2 separate regions of the Homo sapiens genome follow, and region 2 is linked to region 1. Evidence: read pairs that join two places in POLR2A ChIA-PET (ENCODE). Cell type or tissue: PC-9. All regions are shown on one strand. Each heading gives the region's core, and the rest is flanking DNA. Links, peaks and the distances in the headings are about the cores only. Region 1 overlaps PXYLP1 (2-phosphoxylose phosphatase 1). Region 2 overlaps RASA2 (RAS p21 protein activator 2).

What was found. ChIA-PET counts read pairs that join two places held together with the same protein. Peaks named below come from ENCODE experiments on the same cell type or tissue, not always from the same donor. Only the 100,000 strongest peaks of a DNase experiment are listed, where the experiment ranks them.
Region 2: POLR2A ChIA-PET joins it to region 1 with 36 read pairs; 3 of 35 experiments call an interaction of 5 or more read pairs at or near these places.

Annotation. Positions count from the first base shown.
Region 1 is chr3:141,268,559-141,282,374 of GRCh38, forward strand. PXYLP1 (2-phosphoxylose phosphatase 1) reads left to right here. Exons shown (of 6, transcript NM_001037172.3): 3 at 9,784-9,942; 4 at 10,820-10,946. Among named protein-coding and RNA genes, the nearest start is that of PXYLP1, 44 kb to the left of the region's middle. RefSeq lists an enhancer at 5,268-5,437. In PC-9, for the core only: a CTCF peak has its summit at 7,430; DNase peaks (open chromatin) are centred at 5,353, 6,003, 6,643, 7,623 and 1 weaker place; H3K4me3 peaks cover 1,135 bases; H3K27ac peaks cover 5,617 bases.
Region 2 is chr3:141,494,765-141,510,833 of GRCh38, forward strand. All of the region lies in intron 1 of RASA2 (RAS p21 protein activator 2), which reads left to right. Among named protein-coding and RNA genes, the nearest start is that of RASA2, 16 kb to the left of the region's middle. In PC-9, for the core only: no CTCF peak of the experiment used is centred there; no DNase peak of the experiment used is centred there.

The DNA.
Region 1 (13,816 bases), core at 1,025-9,024:
ATGAAGTGAGTGCTGATCAGAGGCAGAGCCCTGTTATGTACCAGCAGCCCCACCTCACAAGAGAGAAGGAAGAGGCTGATCTAAAAGAGGAGACAAGGGCAGAATCTGAATCCTGTACACGAGGGTGAAGTAGGGCGGGCACCTGGGAGGGAGCTCTGGGACTGCCTCACCATCCTGCCCTCACTACCATCCTGCCCTCCTGCCAGTGCGGCTGTCACACACACTACAGATGTTACCCTGTGCCTCAGAGCCGTAGCTCAGGGGTGGGCTCAGGTGGGAAAGAATGGGGAGGTGGCTGGGATGCATGGCCCCTCTCTAGGATTTATCTGGCTGGAGCTTCAGCATCACATCTTGCCTCTCTTTGCCTTTCTCTTTTCCCTGTGTCATCCGAGGGGCTGGACTCCACTGGCCAGGGGTCTGCCCGTCCACACCACCCCTAGGTATCTACCAGAGGGTGGGGCAGCTCTTGTGGGATGTCCACATGCCTGAGAGTGCAGGCCCCACCCTGGGCCACATTCTCTCTTTCCTTGAGGTGGCCTCCCCAAAGCCCCTCGCCTGTCTGGCTATGTCTTTTGAGCCTTTACACAGAAGGCAGACAACCCACCCACCCTCAAGGACAGGTTGCTGGTTTGGTGGCCTCAGTGGGTTGCAGACCTTTGAGACACAGGAAACTTATTTGCTCCTCTTGGGGAGAGAGAACAATGTCCTTGGGCCTGAGTGACCATCCGTCACCATTCCCACCGGAGCAGGGACAGAAGCACATGTTTAGCCTCTGGCAGGGCACATATATACTCAAATACTAAAATATTCCTTATGGGGTTCTCTGGGTGGTAGGATTTATGGGTGATTTTCCTTTTCTTTTTATACTTTAGTGTTGAATGACTATTTTATGATGAACTCATGTTTTTTATGACCCCTTTTTATTTTGAAAAAAGAAAATCTGTTCATCTCTTCTTGAGTGTTGAAATTGAAAACCTGTTTCCAGGTACTTTGGGTTCTTAGCCTGAACCTGTGGACTTCTGCATTGTCCCATGGGGTTTCAGGGGTCTTGTAAACCCCCAGAAGTCCAATTCACAAGACTGTGTTCGCATCGTCTTTCAGAGATGAGGATCAATCGTTTTCATCAGGTTCTCAAAGATGAGGGTCATAACCTTCATGACCCAAAAAGGTTAAGGAGACAGGTTCTTTTCATGGTTCTTTTTGGAGGCCTGTCCTGGAAATCTCTTATTTCTAGTTTCTGTCTTGAGTGTGTGGTGATTTGGAGTCTGGTGTTGGCATCATCTAATCCAATGGCCCTGTTAGGGTAAGGCCAGTTACCAGCAGCTCCCAGAAGAGTGTGGGGTTTCCTGACTCCTCTGAGAGGCTGCAACTGGGGCTCAAGCCCAGGCCACAGGGGGAGCCCCCATGCCCAAGCAATGGGTGGACTTAGGTCCCAGAGGCAAATGTCAGAGGAAAGGGTCAAGGAGGGAGGAGATAGAGCGTGCAAATAGCCCAGGGAGCAGAGCTCCAGGCTGATAGGATGTGCCCAGCCCTGAACTCTGCTGGAGTTCTCCGGCTCCCTGAATGCTACCAGGCGTATCAGAAGCACTTAATAAATTCTTACCTAATGTGGTTCACCATGAAGCAACATTAAGAATGAGGAAAACAAGAAAGGTTGGTGTATTGCAGCTCAAAGTGGATAGATCAAAATGGCAAGAGCAGATTCAACTGTTTGATCAATCTCATTTATGTAAAACCAAGTGTCTCAAAGTCTACAAATGTGGGCTTGACTTTTCCCATTTCACCTGTATAACATGATTCCCACTCCAGCCTTTAAAAGCAGACGATGAGAGGCAGATAACAACTGTGGACTCTTCGTTGTGGTTCTGGTTTTCATTTGACAGTTACAGTGCACTTTTAAAATTCAGTACAGGTTAGAGACAGGGCGGGCATTTAAGATAATTTAGTGGGTTGAGGAGCACTAAGGGAATTGTGGGAACTGACAGAGCGCGTCATTATTCCTTGGCAGACCAGTGAAGGAGAGAGAATTCAAGAACCTTTTGGTTTATTTGCGGGGAGAAATTGGAGAAATTAGGTGGCAGGACTGGGGGTGTTTTAGCTTATGAGGAGACGCTATCTCAGATAAGCTGAATGTATTTAAGGGAGCCAGAAAAGCTGCTAAAATTGGAGTGGCCAAGAGGAGAAGGGAGATTGGCTGGTTGTGCTTTTGTGAAGGGGTGGACGCAGGGGTTTGATATCCCTTCCAGATCCCAAGTTGAAGGGAGCGCCTTTTAAGAGCCTGCAGGAAACAGGAATAATCACATCCAGGGGATGGATGTAGAAAATAGCATTCATTCATTCATTCATTTATAAGATGGAGTCTCACTCTGTCACCCAGGCTGGAATGCAGTAGTGTGATCAGGGCTCACTGCAGCCCCGAACTCCTGAGCTCAAGCGATCCTCCTGCCTCAGTCCCCTGAGTAGCTGGAACTCTAGGCATGTGCCACCATATCCTGCTCACTTTTTAAACATTGAAAATAGTATTTCTTGATTCCTTACCAGAATCCATTCACAGGTGGTATCTCAACATCATCATTACCACCCTGATCTGTAGGTATCATCACCTTCATTTGACAGATGAAGGAAATGAGGCACAGAGAGGCAGGGATACTTGCCCCAGGTCACACAGCTAGGAGGTAACAGAGCCAGGACATGAATTCACATCTTTGTAATACTATAGCTCATTTGCAGCCCCCAGCCCCAGGCTACCTCCCTGCATTCAGAACCATGGTAGCAGGGGCAACTGAGGACAGATGTCAGTGGAGTTCCAAGGAAAAAGTGACTGTAGTCCCCTAAGGAAGTGACTAGCCCAGTGTTGAAGTCCCAAAAAGGGCAAGGCAGACCCTGGAGCTAGGAAGGTAAACAGATAGTGGAGCTGGACCTTGGCCCCAAGAGGTTCTTTGCTGGTGTAGTCAGTGGGGTGACTTGTGTGGCAGCTGATCCCAGAGCAATGGAGACAGAGCTGAGCCAACACTTTAGCCTCATCATGCTCACATTTCCCGGGAAACTCTGGGTCCCTGATACCCAACTGTAATCTGCCAGGTATCTGTGTAATCAGAAGAAGGCTGACAGCCAAATCACACAAGCATGGGGATGGCAGGAGGGAGGGGTTTGGAAGCCATCTGACTCCCACTGCAGAAGTGTCTTCCACATGGGACAGCCTGTCTTTCCTGGAAAGGTCCCTTTATTAGCACAGCTGCCTAGAGTCAGGTCCTCATCCCTGGGCTAGTTAGCAAGGCGGAGACATGGTCCTGGAGGAGCAGCATGACAGCCCCCACCGGGCCATGGGGTTGGCATGAGAAGAGGAGCTGCTCCCAAAGGAGGATGGGTCTGTCGCCACAGAAGGAAGTGGGGAGAGATGAGCTGACCCAGGGTTGGGGCCCTTCATTGTGCTCCATTAAAGTCAGTTTCAAGGCACCTGCAAGGAGCTTGCATACAGCAGTTTCCTAAGGCAAGAAGAAGGCCACATATGCAGGTAGATTTCTGTCCTTGGCCCTATCCCAGGGCCTTGGTATAGGGAGGTGACCTGGATATCAGGGAGGTTGGCTTGACACCCTAGGGGAAAGAAACTGGTGTGTCCTTGTGCAAGTCAGAGTAACTCCCAGATAATGAGGTGGCAGCAGATACTCGGTTATAACTTTATCTGCTGCCCCTATGGTTGTTGAGTTTCAGGGATAACTAAGGTGCCCTGAGGTTCAAAGGCTAGACAGGGGTTTGTGGCCTAGCAACCTGTGCTGTTATGATCTGACTCTGACCCTGGCCTTTTCCCTCCTTATTTTCTATTCCATGGGGACCATCAATGGAATAAACAAAAAATCAAAATGAGCAAATCATCATTAGATGAAACATGTCTCTCTAAACAAGTTTCTAGTGTTCGCTACTAACCCAAGTCTAGTTGATTAAGTCGTGTTTTGCTTAAAGCTGTTATTGACCACTCCTGGGCTCTCTAGAGGGACAGAACTAATGGAATATATACGTATATATATATTTATAAAGGGGAGTTTATTAAGTATTAACTCACATGATCACAAGGTCCCACAATAGGCTGTCGGCAGGCTGGGGAGCAAGGAAAGCCAGTCCAAGTTCCAAAACTGAGGAACTTGGATCCGATGTTCAAGGGCAGGGCGCATCCAGCATGGGAGAAAGATGTAGGTTGGGAGGCTAGGCCAGCCTGTCTATTCATATTTTTTCTGCCTGCTTATATTCCAGCTGCATTGGCAGCTTATTAGATTGTGCCCACCCAGATTGAGGGTGGGTCTGCCTTTCCCAGCCCACTGACTCAAATGTAAATCTCCTTTGGCAGCACACTCATAGACACACCAAGGAGCAATACTTTGTGTTCTTCAACCCAATCAAGTGGACACCCAGTATTAACCATCACATCTGGTAACTTCCCAATATTTCCTTTATATCCATGTCTTCACTGCATCGTTTCCATACCTGCACCCCCCAACCAGCAACCAGTGAGTGCAGGGGGCCCCGTGCCTGAGAAGGCTATTTTCTCCTTATGGTCCATGTGCTTTCTCCCCACCTTTTCTTATTTAATGTCTGACTGTCCCCCGCAACTGGATTGTAAACCCCGTGAGGGCAGAGACCTTGTCCATTTTATTCTCTGAAGAATCCCCAGCATGTGCTCCATACATGTTGGATGGCCAGATGGACAAATGCATAAATACCGAGCTTAGTGGGTGAGCAGGTCCGGGCTTACAGGCTTCAGGACCTTAGGTAACTCCCTTGACCTGCCTCTGCCTAAGGTCTACTGTCTGGCTGATGGTTACTCTTCCTAGGTTGAGATCCAAAGCTGGGAAAAGCAGAGAGAGGATCAGTTTGGCTTGCATCCTAGCTATAGCTATGGGAATGTTTACTAGTAATACATACAGAGTCATCCACTGTGCATTCGGGAGATGGGGTGGGGAAGGGTGGTGGGGAGGGAGCCTGCGTGGGATAGCATCTGGTTGTTTTACTCATGATTCTAAGAAATTTGTTGGTTGCTTTTGAGAGGGAGGGTCCCAAGGAGATGCTTTAGAGGTCATGTTCTCTGCCATTTCTTTGAAATTGAGACCTTGTCGGCATCTTTACACATGAGGGTTATAGATGTGTGGACAGGATGAAAGTGATCGTAGATGAGATGAGCAGAGAACACCGCCATAAAAGAGAGGCTTATTTCCAAAGGTAGCTTACGGAAATTTGCCCTCCTACTTGGTAATCACACCACAGAGAAATTGCATGCCCGTTGGTACAGAGTTAATCATCAGTAAAAGATATCTCGTATCCTGTTATTCGTGTTGGTCCTGGTGGCACAGTGGCCCCAGGACACTCATTTAGATTCATGGGTTTTCCCACCTACATAATGAAACTCGTTATCCTTCCATCTATTTATCTGCCCACTATTCTTTCTGATGCCCCCACAGCCTCTTTCTCTTGCCCTGTGACATCTGAGCTGCTGTCATCTGCCTGAGGTCAGCAGAGTTTCTAATTGTTCCACAGGACAGCTAGAGGCACGGGGGGCCTGGGCAAAGCCTGCTGGGAGGAGCAGTGTCCTGGAGCAGTGTCTGCCCCCAGCCCCTGGGTCTGTCCCTCAGCTCCCTTTATCTAGGTGATCGGGGCAAGCCTCAAGAGCTGATGTGGTGAGTAGCACAGCACCAGGGCAGAGGCGGCCTGCAGCCCGGGGTCTGCTCCTCCAGGCCCCTTCCCAGCCTTCCTCCTGGAGCCCGGCCTGCACATCGACCCTGGTGAGGCCAACCTGACCAGGCCTTACGGGACCCAAGGCGTATCCTGAGCCAGCTTGCTGACCCCCATCTGCCATGTTTGGCTGTGTTTCACGGCCTCCCCTCTGCTCCTCTCCTCTTCCCCTCCACACAGCCAGCTTCATCAGTTTTTCAGGCCCAGCTAGGTGTCTCCTCTGGGAAGCCTGTTTGGATGCCCCTCACCCCAGACTGGTTCGGCAACCCTCAGTGCTCCACATGAGGAGTCAATGAGATATTTCATCAAAAGCATGGAGCACAGCGTCTGCCCCAGTTCAGCAGGTATTTTTGGAAGACCTATCCTCTGTCAGTCAGCGGGGGATATAAATGTGAAAGACGCACACTCCCAGCCCTCTGGATGTTTGGGATGGCAGGGTGACAAACTGGGACACCCCTGCTTGCATATACTATGCTGTGAGCCATGACGGCAGCAGGAACTGGGTAGGCTCATAGAAGAGGATGTGGGAACTGGGGATTCAGGGCGGGCTTCCTGGAGGAGGTGACCCTAGGATCAGTTACAGTGTTGGTCAGATTTCGGGAGCAGAGGGTGAGAGTAGAGTTGCCAGCAAACGGTGGAGCATAGGCGAGAAACATCCTGTGGGGTGGGATGGCTCAGAGCAGCTCAGAACAGTGAGAACCAAGTTGGGATTGGGGTCAAGATGGAGCTGGGGAGACTTCTCCTCACAGCTTCTATGTGTCAGGACCTGTTTTGAATGCCTGGTATTGGGAAGGCCCCTTGTGAACTGATGCTATGTCCTGGTGACTCAGGGAGGTACAAATAGTACAGGGTGATCTCACACTCTGAACTAGTAGACACAGTTGACAGGCCCAGATACCAGAGGAAGCAGCAGATAAAATCTTTCTGGAGAGAAGGTCTCATTCTGATCTTTATCTGTGGTTTTCAAACCACTGCTTCCTTGGGTCATGGGTGGGTCATTTGCACCCAACCACCATGGTTCCCAAATGGCAGCCACAACAGGCCTCACCCCGGGTGCTTATAGATGAACTAGCAAACTGTGGGCACTCTAGGACACCCACTGTCCTCACCTGTGCCCCTCCATTTCTGTGTCACTCATATTATCCTGTCTCCTTAGCTGCTTCTGTCCCTGGCCCAGACTCCAAGGGAGTGTGCCCACAGGCATGGCCAAGGGGCCAGGACTTGGTAGATTTCACAAAAGAGCAGAATCAAGGACTGAGCCAGCCAGAAGGGCCAGGTCACTAAGAGACTGCCTTAGCACTTTTCTATATTTCCGTGCTCTTGTGCTAATCCCCCTGTAGTGAATTCCCTCTGAACACCTGGGCTGTGTTAGCCATCCTAGCACCTTCCAACTACTGGAAAGAAAGTGGCCCTAGGAGCAACCAAAGGGCTAATGTTGGGTGGGTGAATCACCAGTTCTGTATCTCTGTGATTGTTGTTTTGGTAACACAAGTAATGAAGGGAAATACGTTCACTGTAAAAAAAAAAAAAATGCTTACCTAGACAGCATAGAAATACAGAAATATATATTTCTATACATATAGAATACATTAATATGTGCTTACTATAAATACATATGCAGTCATGTACCACATAATGACTTCCATCAACGACAGAACACATATATGACAGTGGTGCCATATTATAATACCATATTTTTACTGTATTCTTTCTAAGTCGAGATATGTTTAGATACACAAGTACTTACCATTGTGTTACAACTGCTTACAACATTCAGTGCGGTAACATGCAGTTCAGGTTTGTAGCCTAGGAGCGGCAGGCTGACCAAATAGCCTAGGTGTGTAGAAAGCTCTACCATCTAGGTTTGTGTAAGTGCACTCTATGATGTTTACACTATGACAAAATTGCCTAAGGGCCATCTCTCAGTGCCTCCCCATTGTTACGCAACTCATGACTGTACGTATATGTGTGTGCGAATATACAAACAAGTAAAAATACTTTTTCACACCCCATTCCATCCTTTCCCAGAGGAAAACCACTGCTGTGTTATGATGGATAACCTTCTAGACATTTTTTCTATGCATTTACGTAATAAACAAATCCCTGTATATTTATGCATTTATGGTTTGTTTTTTTTCTTTACACAAAGAGGATTATATCAGTATACAGTGACTTGGTGTATTCACTTCACTTAATTTATCTTTGATTCTTTTCCCTTCTTTTTAACTGGGATAGAACATTCCACAGTAGGGACATAACGTTCTGTTCTGCTAGAGATGGATATTTAGGTTATTTCCCTTTTTTGTTATTACAAACAGCACTGCAGGGAATCTCTTTGGCCACACATTTTTGTGCGTGGGCATCGCTATCTTTATAGATACAGAATGGATTCCAAGACGTAGAATAACGAGATCGGGGGTAGTGCACATATACCATTTTGATGGCTACTGCCAAACACTCCCGAGAGGTGCCGGTTTCCACCCTCCCCATGATGTTTGGAAGCGTCAGGTTTCTCACACCCTTCCCAATATTGAGTGTTATCATTAAAACATGATTTTCCAGTTTGATGAGGAAAAATTATTAATATAGTCCACTGTTTGATTTATATTTCTTTAATTATGAATAAACAATTATGAAAAACAGTATCACACTGTTGTTTTATCTGTATCTAATTATGAACAAACTTAAGCATCTCTTCATGTGTTTATTGGCCATTGGTATTTATTTTTCTGCGATTAGCCTGTTCATATCCTTTAATGATTTTTCAGGTGTAGGGTCTCTTATGGACTTTGGATATTAATCATTTGTCTGTTAGGTTAGTTGCAAATATTTTTCTCTCAGTGTGTTGCCTTTTATCTTTGTTTATGGCATCTGTTTGCCAAAGGGAAGTTTTAAATATTTATGTAGAAGAATTTGTAGAAGTAATTAGGGAATTTACATTGATTTAGGCTGGTGGTTGGTCCCTGTTTTAGCTATTGTTCGTGCGCATGTGTAGATATTATGGTGATTAATAAATCTTTTAGAAGTTAAAAAGATCTGTGAGCACACTTATTTTCATGTGTTTCCCTCAAAGGGCGGATGCTGAAAGTATGACTATACTGTGTTGGGAGTTCTAGAGGATCTATGATGCTACAAAGACATTCCCTAGGCACGGAGAGATTAGGGACCACTGAGACAGAAGCTGTTCATGAGGGATAGATGGCTGGGCAGCCCCACATTTCCATTCTTACAGATTAGCATCCGAAAGAAAAAGAGCACCTCTTCTAGAGTCTGTATATCACCTGTCTCGAGGAAAGGGAGTCCAGTTGCCCCATTACTACCCTTATTGACTCTGGTCACATGTCCACCCCTGCCAGGGGGTGGGGACACTGTGATTGACAGTCCAGCCTGACCACACGTGGTGGTGAAGGGTCAGCTCACTAATGGAATGAGGGTAGTAGATGGACAAGCACACAGATTGCAAGACCCACACATGCCACGCCGAAGACAGTGGCAGGGAAGCTGGCCTGAAGTCAAGGAGTAAGCGTGAGACAGGCTTTCACCCACCACACATGCCTTGGTCCTTGGCTTTCTTCTGTAAAGTGCTCTCATGGGTTAGATGAGCGACTCTGAAGGCCCACAAAGCATAAAGCAGATGATGATAAATGGGATATGTCAGACACCCACATCTGGCACCTAGCAGGTCTTCAATGAGGAATGATGGTTTTCCTCCTTCTTGTTGTTACTGGAATTAAAGGGCATTAGGAAGAGGTAATCAGGTCCTAAGAAGTTAGTGTGTGAGTTCTTCCTCCAACTGCCCTGAGAGAGGCCCCTTTGCTTGGGAGGCTCCCCTGGTGTTGAATAGATGATAAGGAGAGGGTAGTGGCAGTGACGAAGGGGCAGGACACAGTGGGGCTCAGAAGCCCTTCTTGAATGGGAAGCTGACTTCTGCTCCACTGAAGTGCACCTTGATTCTCAGTGTAAGAATAGCTCCTCAAAGTGAAATCCAGCCCTGCGCTGGGCCTTGCAGCTGGCCTGGCGCCCCAGGAACTGTGCGTCACAACCTGCCTTACTTCGTTTCAGTCCACCTGATCCCGGTGTCGACTCCTAAGAATGGAATGAGTAGCAAGAGTCGAAAGAGAATCATGCCCGACCCTGTGACGGAGCCCCCTGTGACAGACCCCGTTTATGAAGCTCTTTTGTACTGCAACATCCCCAGCGTGGCCGAGCGCAGCATGGAAGGTAGGCCTGACTGTGCCACCAGGACAGATACCCCTTTGGGGACTAGTTATTCCAGCAGCATTGCACAGCAGTAAGGAGCAAGATGGCCAGGACCCAAGTCCTGCAGTTGCCACCAGGCTGTGCCCTTGAATGAGTTCCTGGGTCCTTGCATTCTCCTCTATAAAATGGGAGTAACTCACAGGACTTATGCCTGGGACTGGGGAGGTTTCAGTAACTGCTCTGAACATACCACGTGGCTCACGATCAACCCACCACAAATGTTTGCCATCATCATGATCTTTAGTGAGACAGCAGCAAGGTAGAAAGGTGGCCTTGGCAGGCACTAGTGCAGCACATTGAGACACTCTGCTTTTCAGGGTAGCCTCTTGGGACTCAGGATGTCCACAGGATGTCCTGCTGGCGTCTTGCCATAGAAGTGAGGCAATTTCTACAAGTTTTGCTTTTGTAAAAGTGTATCAGAGCATAGTGTTGAATCCTTATTGATCTCTTTATGCCTTCTCTGGTCTCATGAAAGATTTAAAGCAGAAATCATTGTTTCTAGTATTTCCGTGGCTCTCTCCCTGGTCTGTGCATGTGAGTGAGGCCACATTAGTAGTCATGCCCGCATTTCACCAGCCTCCCGTTGTTTCCAGGAGGTCTGGGACATAATCAGCCTACTCATGTTCCTCTGTCCCGCCTTGTAAGACTATTCAGTGGCCCCCATCCAGAATGGCAGCCAGGGCCCCTTCACTGTGGTGGCTCTGCAAACCCACGGTGGCCCCTGCTGCCTCCGGCTCAGATTCCCAGCCCAAATGTGGCCAGGTCATCCCCTTGGCCCCCTTCTAAAAGGATTGACACCTATTGAGTGATAACCAGACAATGTGCTTCTCTCGCGCAGGTCATGCCCCGCATCATTTTAAGCTGGTCTCAGTGCATGTGTTCATTCGCCACGGAGACAGGTACCCACTGTATGTCATTCCCAAAACAAAGCGACCAGAAATTGACTGCACTCTGGTGGCTAACAGGTAAATTGCACTTTTTCTAAAAGTCATTTTCAAGTGTCTGTTATATCCTGTAGGATAGAGAATGACAGGACCTACACTTGGTGAACCATACTGTTTGCAGGAGCCTGAGCTCAGAGCAGTCCTACATGTGAGTGCCATTATACAGTTGAAAAGATGGAGGCCCACAGAGGCGGGGACACCTGTTTGAAGCAACACAGCAGATATACTGAGCCCAGGCCAGTCTGAGGCTCACCCTCCCACCCTGATGTTTTTCACTTTAATAAACAGTTGGGACACAGTACAGTGAGCACTGAGTTAAGAGTCCTCCGCCCCAGCTCACCTGCTCCATTCAGAGCAGCGGGCAAGCCCCTTAGTGTCCTCTGAGCCTCAGCCTCCTACCTCTGAAACGGGGATCACAAGGCTCCCCATGCAAAGTTGGGGCAAAGAGTAAGTGAGATGACACAGACAAATGCACGTTAGCAATTGCAGAGCCATATAAATGTAAGAATTATTTCACCCTTCTAATTTTTCACTGGAGTAGAGGCAGCCTGTTCTTGGTTGAAAGCCCTTAGGATGAAAAATAATTGAACAGAGTGTGGAAATTGTATGGAAATGGCATGGCTCTAAAATTAGAGGCATAGTTAGCAATAAAATATTGGGCTAGACCTCAGCAAATGTGTCTGGAGGCACATAACATTCTAGCAGAGTTTAGTGAATGAGGTCAGGAGATGAAGTGCTCAGTGGGGAAGACGTTATTTTGATGGAATGCTTCTGGGATGCCAGCCTGCCCCGGGAGGGCGAGCCTGGTGGAGCCATGGATTACCTCACTACAGCCAGGGCTGTTCTTTAAAAGTGACACTTTGTAGCTCGTCTTGCAGGGCCCCTGTCACAGTGATGCCAGGACCCTCTAATGGGGCCATTTTTGGCGCTCCCATTTGAGAGGTTCAGTTCCTAGGGACCAGTTGGCCTGGCTGCCTCTGCCCTCATTTTCCTTTGCCTAGTTTTATTTTATTGAACATTCTGTATTTTTAGAAGCCACTTTAAATCCTTTGTGTGAAGAGGGTGGAGTATGCATAGTTACTTAATGTCATTTAATTAATTTAATCTTTAAAAACAGTAATAGTTGACTCATCATTATAAACAGGTACTTAAGAGTAAGAGTGAGCAGGAACCCCGGTGAAGGGGACCCTCTCTAGGCTGCTGACTCCCCCAGGACTGTGGGATCTGGGTCACGAGCAATACCTGCTGTCTTCCCAGGTGCTACTTCAGCTTTAAAAATTACTAATGTTGTGATCTCCTAAAAGGTGGTGTGCCCTGGAGCATGCCCATTATTCTAGTCTAGTGAAACGGAATACTGTGGCCAGCAGGCAGGGTGCAGTGAGCTGAACCAAGCACTAGCTGGCGGTCCACAAGTTTGTTGCCCCAGGGTTTCCATCCACGATGCCACACCCTGTGACTCTCAAAGCCTTTGTAGTAGAAGCTGCCTCTTTGTGAATGCCATGTGCTTTATAAGGAAGGTGCTATTTTAACCCTCATAGTATTACATTTAGCCAGCATTAAGGTTATTAGTTATTTATATGCCATATTTAGTAAATGCTTTTTTGCATTCATAAATATGAATTAAATATGCTTTTCTACATCCAAGGAGGAGAAAACATCCACTTTGATCAGCATTTATTGCACAAATTTTAGTTTTATGCTTCTATCATGTGCCAGGTACCAGAAGGCAGTACACAAGCAGGCACCTACATGAAGTGAAGGGGCCAGCCCTGTGATGGTCCGGGGACAGAGCGTTCCCTATGGAGTAAGCAGCAAGTGCAGGGGGCCCGAGGCTGAAAGAACTGGGCAGGTGTGAGCCACAATAAGACCAGGGTATGGCTGGGCTGGAGCAGTGATGGAGGGAGTAGGCTTCTGAGGAGTCGAAGAAGAAAGGCCGCTTGTTGGGGCTGCCTCTGCCCTCAGGGAGCTCAGCACATTTACAGAGACAGGCCCGGTGCCCAGGACACGGCAGCCCTCAGTGAATAGCTGGCACAGGTGGCAGCAGTGGTGGCAGCATTAGAGAAAGAAGAGGAAGAAATGGAAGAAGAGCAAGAAGTAGAAATGGAAGTAGTTTGGGTGCCATATTTGGGGGCATGAGCCAGAAGAGGGGCAGCCTGACCCCACCTGGGGCAGGGAGGGGACATGGGGTGGCAGATCAGGGAAGGCCACACAGAGAAAGGGACCAGAAAGGTGTGCAGGAGCAAGTCAGGCAGAAGCTGGTGCTGAATGGCCCCTTGGGTGGTGAGACCAACCCATGCAGTGTGAGGTGGTGGACAGCTTGGCACATTGGGGCCCTCAAAGTTAGTTTCACAGGCTTGAGCAGAAAGTTAGTTTCACAGGCTCAAGCGTGGAGTGGAAAACTGGGTAGGAACTAGGTTATCTGAGGCTTCGATACCCAGCAAGGGAGTATGTCCAGGCATGAAGGCAGTGAGAGAGCCGGGCAGTGAAAGGGATGAAAAGATGAAGGTCTCTGACAGCCATAGTGTGGAAGATGGATTGGAAGCTGGTGGCAGCTAGTGGTGTTATTATTAGGGTAGTGATCCAGAGGAGAGACTTCACTCAGAATCAGAATCCACATCCTTAAAGTGCCCCACAAGGCCTGAGTGCCCTTCCTCCACCCCTAACCCGCCTGACCTTGCCCTCCACTCTCCTCGTGCTCACTCACTGCGCTTCAGCCACAATGCTCCTAGCTCTTCCTTCCACATTCAGGCACTGTATGCTGCCTCAGGGCCTTTGCACAAACTGGTTTCTGTCTCTAGAAGGCTCTTCCCACAGAAAGCTTTATGGCCAGTCCTCTTACCTCCTTTAAGTCTTTGCTCAAATGTCACCTTCTCAATAAAACCTACTCAGAA
Region 2 (16,069 bases), core at 3,896-11,895, 230 kb after region 1:
GGTCTATTTCTTTTGTCCTTTTTTTTCTGGTGAGTTACAGTCTTCTTGATTTGTGAGAAAATGCTTTATGCTGTAAGGAAGTTAGCTATTATTTTAAAACCTGTGCAAAGATTTAAAAAATCTGTATACTTTGGCTGATGCCTGAATTTATTCTTAAGTTGATTGTGAGATCCAGTGAGGGCAGTCAGTTGTAAGTTTCATCTACTTATATAACGTCTGATGGTTGAGAAATTGAGAAAGAACTGCTTGAGGAAAGGTAAGTGAAGACTTATAAACAAAAGTTAAAAGACAATAGATTGGGAGAAAATATTTGCAGTGTATCCTTCAGACAAAGGAAATGTGTATAACACTGAATTCTTTGCCAGGCACTGTTTTAAAGCACTTTATGCGTATTAACTAATTTAATCCTTACAGTAACTCTAAAAATACCATTATTATCCCCATTTTACACATTATGAGGAAACAGATACACAATAGCTAAGCTAAGTAAATTGACCAAGGTTAGATGGCTGGTGAATGGTGGAGCTATCAATCAGACTGGGCAGATTGGCTCTAGAGTCCATCCTGTTAACTCTTAACCTACTGTGCTATTATGCCTCTCTATTTATTATGTCCAGATTATATAAATAATTCATACAGACTTAAAAACAAGAGGCCATTAGAAAAATAAAGGATACGAATAGGCATCTCACAGGAAAGGAAATACAAATGTCCAGTAAACATGAAAATATTGGTAAAGTAAAAATTAATCAGGGAAATAAAATTTTAAAACATCAATTTACAAAAAAAGGAAAGTTTATCTCAGTCTTTGGTGAGGGTTTAGGGAAATAAGTATTTTCCTCATTGTTGTTGTGAGTTTAAATTGATAAAGCAATGTTGGAGAGCATTTTGGCTATATCTGTTAAGAATTTAAATGTCTATACACCATGCATTTTTACTTCTACCTATTTGCCCTGCATCAACAGTTGTACATTTAGAGAAGAGGCATATACAAAGATATTCAATGTTGCCTTGTTGGTAAAACAGAATAATTGGAGACGACTTAAATGTACATCGGTAGGAAAATGGATAATATGTTCATACACGTATTCTATAGCAACTAAAAAGAATGAGGTATATCTATGTTATGAAAGGAAAGAACTCCAGGATGTCTTGTTGGGTAAAAACAGCAAGTTGTAGAATAATATGTGTAGTATCCTGTGTATTGTTTTAAATCTCAAAACATTTTACTTTTCTGCATGTAGATGGATAAATACATAAAAAGAGGTCTGAACAGTTGTACAGATAACAGTGATTGCCTCAATGGTGGATAAAGGGAGTTAGCCGGTGCTGGGAAAACTGGCTAGGCATGTGTAGAAAGCTGAAACTGGAACCCTTCCTTACACCTTGTACAAAAATTAATTCAAGATGGATTAAAGACTTAAATGTTAGACCTAAAACCGTAAAAACCCTAGAAGAAAACCTAGGCAATACCATTCAGGACATAGGCATGGGCAAGGACTTCATGTCCAAAACACCAAAAGCAATGGCAACAAAAGCCAAAATTGACAAATGGGATCTCATTAAACTAAAGAGCTTCTGCACAGCAAAAAAAACTACCATCAGAGTGAACAGGCAACCTACAGAATGGGAGAAAAATTTTGCAATCTACTCATCTGACAAAGGGCTAATATCCAGAATCTACAAAGAACTCAAACAAATTTACAAGAAAAAAACAACCCCATGAAAAAGTGGGTGAAGGATATGAACAGACACTTCTCAAAAGAAGACATTTATGCAGCCAACAGACATATGAAATAATGCTTATCATCACTGGCCATCAGAGAAATGCAAATCAAAACCACAATGAGATACTATCTCACACCAGTTAGAATGGCGATCATTAAAAAGTCAGGAAACAACAGGTGCTGGAGAGGATGTGGAGAAATAGGAACACTTTTACACTGTTGGTGGGACTGTAAACTAGTTCAACTGTTGTGGAAGTCAGTGTGGCGATTCCTCAGGGATCTAGAACTAGAAATACCATTTGACCCAGCCATCCCATTACTGGGTGTATACCCAAAGGATTATAAATCATGCTGCTACAAAGACACATGCACACGTATGTTTATTGCGGCATTATTCACAATAGCAAAGACTTGGAACCAACCCACATGTCCATCAGTGATAGACTGGGTTAACAAAATGTGGCACATATACACCATGGAATACTATGCAGCCATAAAAATGGATGAATTCATGTCCTTTGTAGGGACATGGATGAAGCTGGAAACCATCATTCTCAGCAAACTATCACAAGGACGAAAAACCAAACACCACATGTTCTCACTCATAGGTGGGAATTGAACAATGAGAACACTTGGACACAGGAAGGGGAACATCACACACCGGGGCCTGTCGTGGGGTGGGGGGAGAGGGGAGGGGGGAGGGATAACATTAGGAGATATACCTAATGTAAATGACGAATTAATGGGTGCAGCACACCAATATGGCACATGTATACATATGTAACAAACCTGCACATTGTGCACATGTACCCTAAAACGTAAAGTATAATAAAAAAAAAAAAAGAGCGAGTTAGCCTTATCTGTAATGGTTTGATTTCCTATAGGGAGTATATTTATATATTATATTATCAAAAGTAACTATTTATATAAATGAACTTGATACAGTATTAATCTTAAGCTGTGCCAGTCTCTGTTGCTCTACTTTGGAAGACTATCCTATCTGCAAAACAAGAGTAATCAAATGTTAGGTTTTGTAACATTTTGAGTGCTATAGAAGAAATAAAGTCAACTTTTCTGTTAAGTTTTTTTGGTAACTTTTGATATAATTTCAAACTTACAAATTGTAAGAATAGGCTGAGGAGGGTGGATGGCTTGAGCTCAGGAGTTTGAGACCAGCCTGGGCCACATGGCAAAACTCCGTTTCTACAAACGAAAAAAAAAAAAAAATGCCAGGCATAGTGGTGTGTGTCTTCAGCCCTAGCTATTAATACTTGGAATGCTGAGGCCAGAGAATCACTTGAGCCCAGGAGGTTGAGGCTGCGGTGAGCTGAGGTCGCACCACTGCACTCCAGCCTGGGTGACAAAGTGAGACCCTGTCTCAAAAAAAAAAAAAAAGTAGAAATAATACAGCAAATTCTTATATACTTTGCCTGTTTGACTAATTGTTTATGTTAGAAAAACTTTTTAAAATTTTAATACATTGTTTCAGAGAAATGTGGTAAAAAGGGTCTGAAAATTTTGGATCCTTTAAAATATGACATTTGTGTGAGTGGTACAGAATTTTAGTTTTGAATTTTACAGTTTTATATAAAATATTCTTGGTAGATGGGGTGAACTAATGTTTATTGAGTATTTCCTGGTTTCCAGATGTTGTGTTAGGATACTTTGCAAAATATTTCATGTAATCCAATTTCATGAAGAAGATTGTTATTCCTATTTTAGAGAAGAAGCAACAGACAGAGGTTATTTGCTCAGGATTGTAAGGGAGCAGAGCCAAGTTTTCAGAAAGTCTTTATGTTACCAAAGCCCACATCCCTTTCTCTACAAAGCTGCCTGTGAGATGATATATTGGAAGGAATTGATGAATACATTTATGTTGTCAAGAAGTTGATAATTACTCCTAAATTGGCTATGGTCTAATGTAGTGGATATTCAATAAAATTATGATGTTTGAATGCCATAAGAATTTATCTTCTGGCCTGTTTTGGGGGTTCATGAATGTAATTATTTTAGCTGCCTAACTGCTTATGTGGGTTTGTATGTACTTTTGAGTGGTTCTTGGATATGTGTACACACATACATACACACACACAGATATACACATACACACCTTTATATGCTCATGGGTGTAACTTCTTTATGTGTCTAGGTGTCTTTTTTTTGTGGAGGGGGGGCGAAGATCAATATGAATCCTATTTTGGCCCCCTGGATGCTGTCACCAGAAATAACAGCCATATCCCATATATAGCCTGTCCATGTAGCCCTGAGTTCTGCCAGCACCTGGCTTTTTGCCTTCCTTTTGTTTGTCATACCAGGCTCTCTTGGTCACCTTGGTAGCCTTGCTAAGCTTCTTGTAGCTATAGGTACCATTGGCTTAGCCCAGAAGAGATTCCTGCCATATGTACTTCAGAGTTTGGTTTGCCACTTGAGGAAGGGGTCTGTAGGGAGCTTGTAGATCAGCACACATTCAAAACTGAAACCGGAAGTGGGCAAGGCAAACCACAGGAAGATCCTGCCCGCAACTTGGTGACGTATCTATATAACCCATAGACACTTCCTGGCAATACCTTGTGAAACTTGCCTTTTCGTGTATAGTAGTTTCCTAACTTCTTGTTCTAGATTAAGCTTCAGTGAAAAGTGATTAATATGATAGCAGTGTAGATAACTGTATGATAGTTATTGTGCACATGACTTCCATGCAGCAACTAGCCCCGATTATGTTCTGTAGACTTTATCACTGAGGAGTTGCAGTGGTATTTATGCGTTTACTTTGACTTTGTCTTGTCACTAGCCATTGTCTTACTTATGTGTAATTGTACTTATATATAGTTCAGGTTTTATACCCACAAAAACCCTTGTGATATAATACCACTATACAGGATTGCCTTATTTATGTGGAATTGTACTTATATATAGTTCAGGTTTTATAGCCACACACACACACACGAAAAAACAGTTCTTTGCTTCACTGAGTCTCGGCTAGCCACCCAAACTGTGTCATATTCCTAGAGTCCTGTGCCCACTCAAGTGTTTGCTCACTGGTACTACCTCATTTTATCATAGTGCCTTGTTCTTAGGCAGAACCAGATTTCTGGTAGGAGTTATTTAATGTGTTGATTTTTTTTTTGAGACGGAGTCTCCCTCTGTCACCAGGCTGGAGTGCAGTGGTGCGATCTCAGCTCACTGCAACCTCCACCTCCCAGGTTCGACAATTCTCCTGCCTCAGCCTCCCGATTAGCTGGGACTGCAGGTGCACGCCACCACATCCAGCTAATTTTTGTGTTTTTAGTAGAGGCGGCATTTCGCCATGTTAGCCAGGATGGTCTCGATCTCCTGACCCGCCCACCTCGGCCTCCCAAAGTGCTGGGATTACAGGCATGAGCCACCGTGCCTGGCCAATGTGTTGTTTTTTTAAAGATTACCAATCGAGTGGGATTATAGACTCTTGGATTATTTTACAGATACAAGTCATTTGCCAGGAGTGAGGAAAATTGCTTGACAACTGAGTTATCTCACCATGTTAATTTATGCATTGGAAAACTCTGCTTAGTGGTAGATATTCCAGCAGTCACCATATGCCTATTGGTACTATTTCTCATTCTCTGTCTGATTAATGTCACAAATGTGTAACTTTCCAGTGGTGTTTTCAAGATGACAGTTAAGGAGCCACTAAGGAAGGAAATAACAGCTACATAACTTTTTTCTTTTCAGTAGTTCTTGACAGTCCCCCCTCCTTTTTTTGTTTTTGTTTCTTCATACCCTGCAGCAATCTGATGTACTCTGAAGGGGGTAAATTTGAGACTCTTTGGAAGGTCATGTGTGATAAAGACAGTTCTTCTCTTCCTTTCTCCATTCAGAACTGTTAAAGATAAATCAATGGGAGTGTTTTTTTCTTGTGTAAGATTTATTATATACAAAATATTTTTTAAGTGTGTGAAAACTGATTAAATGATAAAGGCTAAGGTAGCATGTTTAAAGCATGGTTTTCTGCTACTTTTCTACTAATCACTTAACCTCTCTGAGCCTCAGCTTCCTTGTCTACAAATTAGGAATAGTAGTTTTACTAATCATATAGCATAGTTGTGAAAAGGTTAAATGACTCGGTATACTGCCTGGCATTTTGTGCTCAGTTAAGTGTTGGTTCTAACATGAGCAGTAGTGATACTCATAAAGTATCTTTTCATAGTTTTCTTAATGGATAACTTATTTGATAGAAATGTACTGGAGTATTCATACTTACATGTATATCCAGTTCTTGTAGTGTTCATCAGGTTAAACTGGCAATAAGTGTTAATATCTGAAAGCATTAGAAATCAGTGTTACTCTGTGCTTTTTAAATTTCAAGTGTTGTCTCTCAGATTTTATTTTTTTATTTTTTATTTTTTTTGTCTCTCAGATTTTAGAGCTATAGAGAACCTAGAAGATTAACTGGCTAAGGAGTTGCAAACTCAAATATACACAGACCAGGTATAATGCAGTAAAGCCCAGCAGAGATTATTATGATTTAGTAAGATACACCTGTCTGCAGTTTCCACTCAAAATCATTTTGCCAGATTTTGATTATTAAAGAGAAACCAGAAATACAAATTTATTTATTGTTAGCTCTCAGTTTCTAGATGGTCACAAATTATTTTTTAAATTTGGTGCAGGCCAAACAAATCTCTGGCTAGCCAACCTCAGATTTGTATCCTCATTTTAGAGATGTGGAGCTTGAGGTATAAAGGTTGGACGTGTTTCCATGTATTTCCTATAATAGAAATCCATTGATTCTGTAACAAAGGACTCATTTTAAACAATGACCTCCTCTGTTATACCCAGTTGTTATATTACAGGTTATTTTTGGTCAGGAGCTAATGGCTTGGATGAAGGGAATTGTATATAGATGCTAATTTTTAAGAATGTCTAGCCAAGAAAGGGCACTAATAGTTACTATCCATTGAATATTTACTCTGTCTTAGGCATTGTGCCAAGCGCTTTACCTTAGTTAATGCTCACAACAATCTTGAAGCATTATAGTTACCTCTTTTTACATAAGAGGTTGAGAGTAAGGACATACAGATAGTTAAATGCAAAGTTCATGTTGAAACGCAGATGTCTGCCTCTGTAATGCATTCATTTAACTTGCTATACTATACTAGTACTGTATATGTTTTTATAATTATGCATACCTTTTATCATATTGCAAAAATTGAAATTAAACTTTAGAAGAAAATTTCAAAGACCTTATGATATATTACCATTATATAGGGTTGTCTTATTTATATGGAATTAGATTGGCACAACAGCATTTTAATTTTACTCTAAACTAGTCAATACCAGAGACTATATCATATTTTTAAATGTGCATTAGATTCATTCTTTCTCACTCTTTTTTTTTTGTTGTTGTTGTGAATGTAAATGACAAAATGTGCATATTTTATATCTTTTCATCTCCTGAAGTTCTACTGTTCTGTTTAGGTTGATATTTCTATTACTGGTTGAGCATTCCAAATTTCAAAGTCCAAAATTCCAAATGCTCCAGGATGCAAAACTGAGCACCAACATGATTCTCAAAGGAAATACTCATTGGAGCATTTCAGATTTTCAGATTTGGGATGCACAACTGGTAAGTATATATAATGCAACATTTCAAAATGTAAAAACATTTGAAATCTGAAATACTTCTGGTCCTAAGCATTTCAGATAAGGGATATTCGATCTGTATTAGAACATTATGTCCTGAGTCATTCAAGCCAGTTAATGCCAAATTCTGTGGATTCTGTCTCCATAGTAGCTCTTCTATTTTTTCTTTCCTCCTATCTCCCTTTGTTACCTTAATGTAGGCTCTTCAGACTATCAGAGTACTTTTCCTGAAGTATGAACCACACAGAAACTTTTAGCGACCCTTGTTGCCTACTGAATAAAGTTAAACCTTAGCTTGGCATTTTAGGTTCTCTGTTTGATACTAGCTGTCCTTTATAATCTTTTCCCTCTCATTCCCCCTTCATCTCTCTTTATGCTTTAGTCAGTTTATACTATTCACTGCCTCCTCGATGGTGCTCTTCTTGTTGCCACCCTCCAGAACTTGTTCATGTTATGCCTTCCTCCTGGAACGTTATCCTCCGATCCCCAATTTCTGTATTTTGAAAATATATATCATTCAGAAGAGTTATTGTGAAGATTAAGTAAAATAATATATATGAAGTCAATGAAAAATCTGTGTAATACATGTATTAATTTATTCAGTAAGTGGTAGCTATTATTATGATTTGGCTTTCTGTCACCCCAAATAATCCTTAACTTTGGATCATCTTGTCCAGGACCCTGGCTCTTTGCAGTTTTTCTAGGGGATTAATCCCACTGGGACCCATGTTGGCGCCTACCCTTGTACTTCAGGTAACCTTTGAAGCAGACCTGGACCTACTACATCTCTTTCAGATGGGAATAGTTTCTCAGCACAGCTGTATTCAGAAAGACCTTAAGAGTTGAATAGAAAGACTCTAGGCTTTGGAGTTTGATTTATGCCAGATAACCTTACCAGCTATGTAACTGAATTTTTTTTTCTTAATTTATGAAAGGGAATAGTAATGCTTATCTCACAGGGTTGTCGTACCGATCAAATGAAACATTTGAGAAAATATTTAACACTGTCTTGGAGCATCTAACTACTTAATAAATCTTTATCTTCTTTTCTGTCTTATCCCTGTAGTGTCCTCCCCTAGGACATGAAGAAACATACATGCAAACCTTCAGGTATAAATGCATGCACATAATCCTCAAACATCCACATAGGCACATAGGTACATACTCACATATGTACATACTCACATACATGAACAGAAGCATATACATCAGAATCTCTACCTTTGATAGTAGCCTGATATTGGAATTTTTGTCCTAGATAAAATTTATATGGTAGGATTTGAATTTACTGTCTGATGACTGTTACATGGAATCATTGATCTTGTACATAGAGAGTTGGCTGTTTTTCCATTTCTGTTAATCTTAACAGTTTTGATTTGATGGTGTTTATCTTTCGCGCTTTAAACTATTTACTTTTTAACAATATCTAAAAGCTGCTGTTTTCTATAGTTACATGTCTCTCCTCTTTTTTCAGGTATTTATGCAGAAGTTACTTTCTCAATGAAGCCTTCCTTGAGCTACCTCATTTCTTGTGGTGCCCATACTTATTAGTATTAGGCCATACATTTTTACTTATTTATCTTATTTGTTGTCGATCTCTCCATGTGTGTTAGCCTAATAAGGACACAGACTTTTTGTCTGTTTTGCTCACTGTCATATCCTAGCAGCTTAGTAGGTACTCAGTAAATATTTGAATGTGTGAACTTCAGCACTGGTTTATTTTCAAAACGTCTCTGTATTAATACAATAAAGATTCTTTAAGTGCTTTTGGTAACTGTATACAGGAGACTTTTTAAAAAATCTTTGGAGTAGTTGACATAAATCAACTTAAATGAAATGGAAAAAAGAAGTTTACATACAATTTTATGGTTTGTGATGTGGTATTGGAACCTCTTTTTTGCCCATGCCAAAGTTATATACACACGCATTGATACTTATTCAGCAGCTGTTTCATTATATATTTTATGCTAAGGATGGTGCTAAGAATTGGTCCCCTTCCTCAAGAAGTTTATAGTTCAGTGAAGAGACAACCAAACTGCTTTTGCTTGGTTGTGTCTCATCTTTACCACCTCAAAACATTAGAGAGCCCTGAGGCTCAGTCTTCAAATTTCTTTTCTATATTTGCTCCCATTGTGATTTTGTATTGTCTCTTGGTTTTGTAAATTTTATGTACTTACTGATGATTCTCAAATTTTTTCTCTATCTAGGACCCTTTGTCCTTGGACAGATTGTCTGCACTTGGATGTATAAGGCATCTCAGATTTAATATTCAATACAGTCTCTTGAATTTGGTCCCCAACAAGAGGCTGTGTCTCTAGAAATAGCATCTCTATTCATCCAGCTGCTCAGACTAAGACTCTTAGAAGTCATTCTTGACTACTCTATTTCTCACACCCTGCAGTAAATCCTGTTGGCTCCATCTTCAAAATACATGCCCAAATGACCCATTCTCTCCAGACCCGTGTCTGCTCTGCCCCTCCCCTGACCTGCAAGTTTTCGCTCATTGAGATTACTACAGTAGCCTCCTATCTAGTCACCTGCTTCTACCTTTCCCCTCTGCACTGATTTTAAAACAAAAAATCTTGCCATTTTTATGCTGAAAATCCTTCAAAACCTTACCATCTGACACACAAAAAAAGCCTAAGACTTTCCCGTGCCTGTAAGACCTTATTTAACCTGTCTCCTCCCATACCCTTACTCCATCTCTTACTATCTCCTCCCTCTCCCCACTTTGCTTATTGCTTTGTAGCCATACTGCCCTCCTTGCCACTCCTCCAGTGTGCCAAACTATCCTGTCTCAGGGCCTTTGCACATTTTATTCTTTCTGCCTGTCCGTCTCCTTCCCCAGATATCTGTATGGCTTATACCCTCAATGACTTCCTTCAGGTATCTGCTTAAATATTTTAATTGAAAGGCCTTCCCTGCTTCCCTATATAAAATAACATTGACCTCCTCCCTGTCTCTACCCTCTGGGCCTGCCATTCCCTAACTCTCTTAACCTGCTTTGTTTTCTTGAATAGCAATAAATATTTATTTCTTCCATGACAATAAATACTATATGCTTATTTAAGAGTTTGTGGTATTTGTCGTCCCTGTATATATTGTACAACAGTTTCGTATGGGCAGAGACCTGTTTTTATTCACTGTTATATCCCCAGCACTTAGAACAGTGCCTCGTGTGTTTAGGCACTTAGTAAATATTTGTTGAGTGAAATGCAACAAGTACAAAACAATATGATCACTGTAGTAGAGATGCAAGGTACAGTAGAAACACATGGGAAAGAGTGACATGACTACATAGGAATTGAGGAAGACTTTGCAAAGATGCCCTTAAGCAGAGCTCTTTGGAGAGAAAAACAGGTAGGGCATTTCATACAAAGAAAATAGCATTGCAGATACACAGAGGAATGAGAGAACAGTGTGTTCAAGGAACTAAAATATAGTACTGCTACAGCATAATTTGTGGGGGTAAAGATGAACTAGATGAGGTTGAACATGTAGTAGATAGCACCTGATCATGGAGGGATGGAGGGTTTTTGTGCCAGACTAAGGAATTTTAGATTTTGTCCTGTCAAGTGGGCAGTGGTAGATAGTGTGAGCCATTGAAGACTTCTAAGCAAGGGATGTTTTATTTATATTTATTTATACGTGTCTCTGTGTTTGTGTGTGTGTGTGTGTGTACGTATTAAAAAGGTAACTAGCAACATTGTGAAGGTTGAGTATCAAAGCTAAACACAGCATTTTATTTAAGATATGTATGATTTAGGAAGATATGATGTAGAAAAACAATTACTATCACATGTGGGCGAGAGGATATTTCATTTTATATTTGGACAAAATCATGGATGTATAGTGGGAAGATGTTCTTGGCATACTTGCAGTACATTTGTGAAAGAGAAGAAATGCACAATGGAGGATTATTCTGTTTGTCTTTGAAAATCCACCCTTTAAGAAAGAAGACTTTAAAAAATTAGTTAACAGTTATGTTGTAAGTCGTAATGTACACTAGAAAAGTGCTTAAGGAGTACCAGTTATGAATCAACAAGAAAAGATGTTACAGAATAAAATAAATTGTGCTTGAATGTCAACCTCCTTTCTTCGTAGAGGAACAGTTGGTTGTCATTGATATACCTCCTGATCTTGATTTATTGTTGAAGGAAATAGTGACAGTTGTACACACAATCAAATCTATACTGTTTGCTGTGGGAACAATGTATCTGCCTTTGTAGGACAAATGTCTGCTTTTGCATATTGCAGGACTCCGCATGCACAGAATTTTTGAAATGAGGGATGAACTATAAAAACATTTCTTCCTTTCATTCAAATGCAAGTAAAAACCATTTTTATTATTTCAGCTGGCTTGCTTGTGTCATATCTTAGCAATATATTGAATTTCTTGAATACTTTATTCTTATTAATTTAGGGTCAAACTATGATTTGTGAATTTAAGGATAAAATAGAGGCACCCAAAATGGTGCACACGATTTGAATGTTAAGAATTTGGATTTGGCACTCCCAGCCAGGCATGGTAGCTCACGCCTATAATCCCAGCACTTTGGGAGGCCAAGGCAGGCAGATCTCTTGAACCCAGGAGTTCAAGACCAGCCTGGGCAACATGGCAAAACCCTGCCTCTCCATAAAATACAAAGCAAATTAGTCAGGCATGGTGGTATGTGTCTGTAGTCCCAGCTACTCGGGAGGCTGAGGTGACAGAATCACGTGAGTCCAGGAAGGCGAGGCTGCAGTGAGCCATGATTGTGCCACTGCACTCCAGCGTGGGCGACAGAGCGAGACCCTGTCTCAAAAAAAAAAAAAAAAAGAAAAAGAAAAAAGAATTTGGCATTCCAAATTCATGAAAATATGAATACTGTATTATTGAATATATTTTTAAAATTTTATCCAAATGCTACAGAAGATGAAGAAATATTTTGTGAAGGTAGATACAACTATATATGGAGTTAAGATCCATTTCCCAAGTTAAAGGATTCCCTTTTTAAGTGTGCTGCTATTCAACTCACTATCTGATGGAACAATGAAAATAATTTTCAGTGAAAAATTGCTTGGTAATTTCTGTGTCCATGTTTGATCCAGATAGCCACGTGTAGCCGGTGGATTTACCCAACCATGATGACCAGTAACTCAAAGTGGGATTTTCTAATTTGTTGGAAACAAAGGTTAGAAAAGAATTGAGATTAGGTGACAGCATCAACTCTAGTTAGTTTAAGCAGAAAGAGCTTTAATAAAAAAATTTTAAGTGGCTTACAAAATTGTTGACAAGGCTGAAGAAACAGACTCTAGATCTAGAAAAAGCCATGTTGCATCTAGGCCACCAAGAGAGTTATTGCCTCTTTTAGGATCAGAAAGACTTTTGCAGAATTGTGAAACTGTAACTTTTAGATGCCTGTCTTAGAACCTTACCACCTCTGCCATGATCAGGAGTCTACTACTGTTAGGAAATAGCCATTAGCAAGCAGCCACCTTCCTCAGTAAGCCGTTGTTGTTGCTGGCCCTAGAGCCAAGCCCTGCCTACCACAACCTGTACTGCAGAATGGATGCCTTGTGCCTTTCTTAATATTCATGAAATCTGTGACTGAATACTAGGACTTCAACAAATACTGCTGTGAACATGAACATCTCCATGACAATGTTTGCTAGTAAAACAACCCAAACTCAACCTCCCTTCTCTTCTGTCCTTGAAATTTCTAGTGAGTGCATCTGGTTGGTGGAACTTAAATCACATTTACAACTGTAGCCACAAGAGAGGCTGGGAAATGTATTTTTTAACTTTCTCTTCTCTGCAGCACAGGAAGACATACACTGAAGGAGGTTGAAATGGATGTGAACAGTAATCTACCATATTTACTGCAGGTTTAGAACCTGGTTCTCCTTAAGGCTGGCTGTCATTAAACGGGCTATAGATAAGTTGAGAAAGTTTATAAATAATACCGTCAAACAATGTTGAGAAACTCATTTGTTTCTTTGTATATTTTTATTGTTTTATAATGACTACATTAAAAAAAAAACTAGAATTTGTCCTTCACCTCTATGATGAATTAAGTGGTCTGTGGATACCGAAAGTTTCCTCACGTTTAAGATGTGGTTAGTGGATAAAAAGACCAAAAGAGGGAGTATAAGAAAAACCCTCATACAAGGTTACCTGAGCTGAGGAAAGGTTAGTGTTGTCAAATAATGAAGAGTGGTCAAATAAGGTGGGACTGAAAAGCAGTGTTACGATTTGGGCACTTAATATTAGTGGTTTTTTGGGTTTTTTTTTTCTTTCTTTACTATTGAGACAGGGTCTTGCTCTTTTGTCCCAGGCTGGAGTGCAGTGGCAGCTCACTGCAACTCCCATCCCCTGGGCTCAAGCCATCCTCACACCTCAGCCTCCCAAGTAGCTGGGACCACAGGCATGCACCACCACGCCTGGCTAATTTTTTGTATTTTTAGTAGAGATGAGATCTCACCATGTTGCCAAGGCTGGTTTCAAAATCCTGTTCTCAAGCAGTTTGCCCACCTTGGCCTCCCAAAGTGTTGGGATTACAGGCATGACCACTGCGCCCAGCCTGTTAGTGTTCTTCAAGGTTCTAAACAAGAAGTAGAGAAGTAGGATAAGAGGGCAAGTTGCAGGTTTAGGCTGTGAGTTGAAGGGAGCACTTGAAAGGAGAGATTATAGAATAAGTTTTCAAGAAATTTGGCAATGGATTTTTTTTTTTTTTGGTCCAAGGCGCATGCTCATTTATATACCAGAATTGGCTAGAGTTCATGAGGCCCTGAACAAATATCACACACAAGCAAGTACAGTCTTCCAAAGTTCTTCACTTTTGTCTTTTTGTGTAGCTTGATGTAAAGTGTGGCTCTTAACATATTCTCTTTATGCTTAGAGATATAATAGGCACAATATTACTTTTATTATATCTGTAACCATTACTTCCTTTTTGATTATGTTGTTTATAAAGTGCCAATTAATCACTACTATAGTTTGGAGTTACAGTATCTGACTTAACATATTTGTACAATTGATTGTTGAGCCGGGCATTGATTAGATGAATTAACTTTCAACAAAGTTTATTTGAACTTCAGTCATTGGTGGATATTTAAGAAGTACAGATTATGATAACTGCTTTTATAGGAAAGGATGCTTGGTACATTTTTTCATATGACATAGATCTTACATTTTTATTTATTCTGGATAAATATCTGATAATGTCAGGTTCATTGGATTCTTCAAAATAACCTCATTGTCTCTCTCTTAAGAGGGAGAGGGAAGTAGAATATGTGTAAATTTATATAATGTTGTTTTCTCAAAACTGCACCTATGTGAATGAAACAGAAACATGTTCAGGGACAGTTAGTGTTTCAAATTCTCCCAATTAGATATGGAGCATATTTATTATGGAGCATATTTATTAAGTAGAAAATTATTATGGTCTAATTCCAAATTTTTTATATTTTAGGTCCTATATTGCGACCTAGTTGGACTTTCGTTTAAAAAAAAGTCTAAATTATGCAGAAGGGAGACGTCAAAGAAAAAGGAGAGACTGAAGAACAAGAAGGCTGAAAGTAATGAAAATAGAATTGCTAGACAGTGTCCTGGAGGGACAAGAGGGAATGGGGTAGAGAGAGCACAGGTAAATGGATGAGCTTTGGATGAGAAGAGGAATAACTAGTCTTTGGAGGAAGAGGAAAATGGATGAATACCGGTTCAGATATAGATTATTTGTCTTAGTGACCTGGTTTATTTGTAAGGACTAACCCATTTTAGGCAGTTAATTAAATTAATCATTTAAAAGGTGAGATTCCTCAATTCTGACTTGAGATGGACCTAAATTTGTTTATTCTGTTTAAGTAGTAACTTTATTTTTTTAGTGACAGATTTAAGAAGTATCTTACTGGTACTATTCCATTGGTTTTCTTATTTCAATTTTATAAATAATGTGTTTACTGAGTTTTTTTATAGGTGCTTCTTAGGTTTCTAATAGACTTCTCTAAAATATATTGGTTTAAATGGCCTTTAAAGTTGATAAGCAGAAAGATACTTGAGTTTATCTAGTCCAAACCTTCATCAGGAAAGCTGTGATTGAGTGATTTGTCTGAAGTCATACAGCCACTTAGTAGCAGAGTAAGAGAGGAATATTGGTTTTATGGTTCTTGGGGTAATGCTGTTTCCCTTATGCCAACTGATTGCATAAGGGAACTAGTGTACTGATTTCAGCGCCCATACTTGTGTATGTCCTTTGAGCTAGAGTATCAAAGGACTTCAAAACTTCAAAACTAGACTTTTTAGGTTATTTAATATTCCTTCAACAAATGTTTCTCAGCTGTCTACCGTATGACAGTCACTGTTTAAGATCTTGAAGATCAACAAGTTCTTGGGCCTCAAGAATGAGGGAACCAAAAAATAAACACTGAATTAAAAATGAACAGAAATTTAGATAATCATCAGTGCTATCAAAGAAACAAAATGGAGAAATAGAATATGGTAGCAGAACTATGTGCTTTAGATAGAATAGTCAAGGAAGATTTCTCTGAGTTAGTGATATTTGAGCTGAGACTGAATGATAAGGCACTCGCCATTGAAGATATCTAGGAGTGTAGCATTCCAGACAAAAGCCCTAAACTTGAACATGGTGTGGCACAGTTGATGAATGAAAAAAACTAAACACTGACCGGGGTTGGGGGAATGGAAGGAGAAGAGATCAGAGAGACCATTAAGTAGGGCT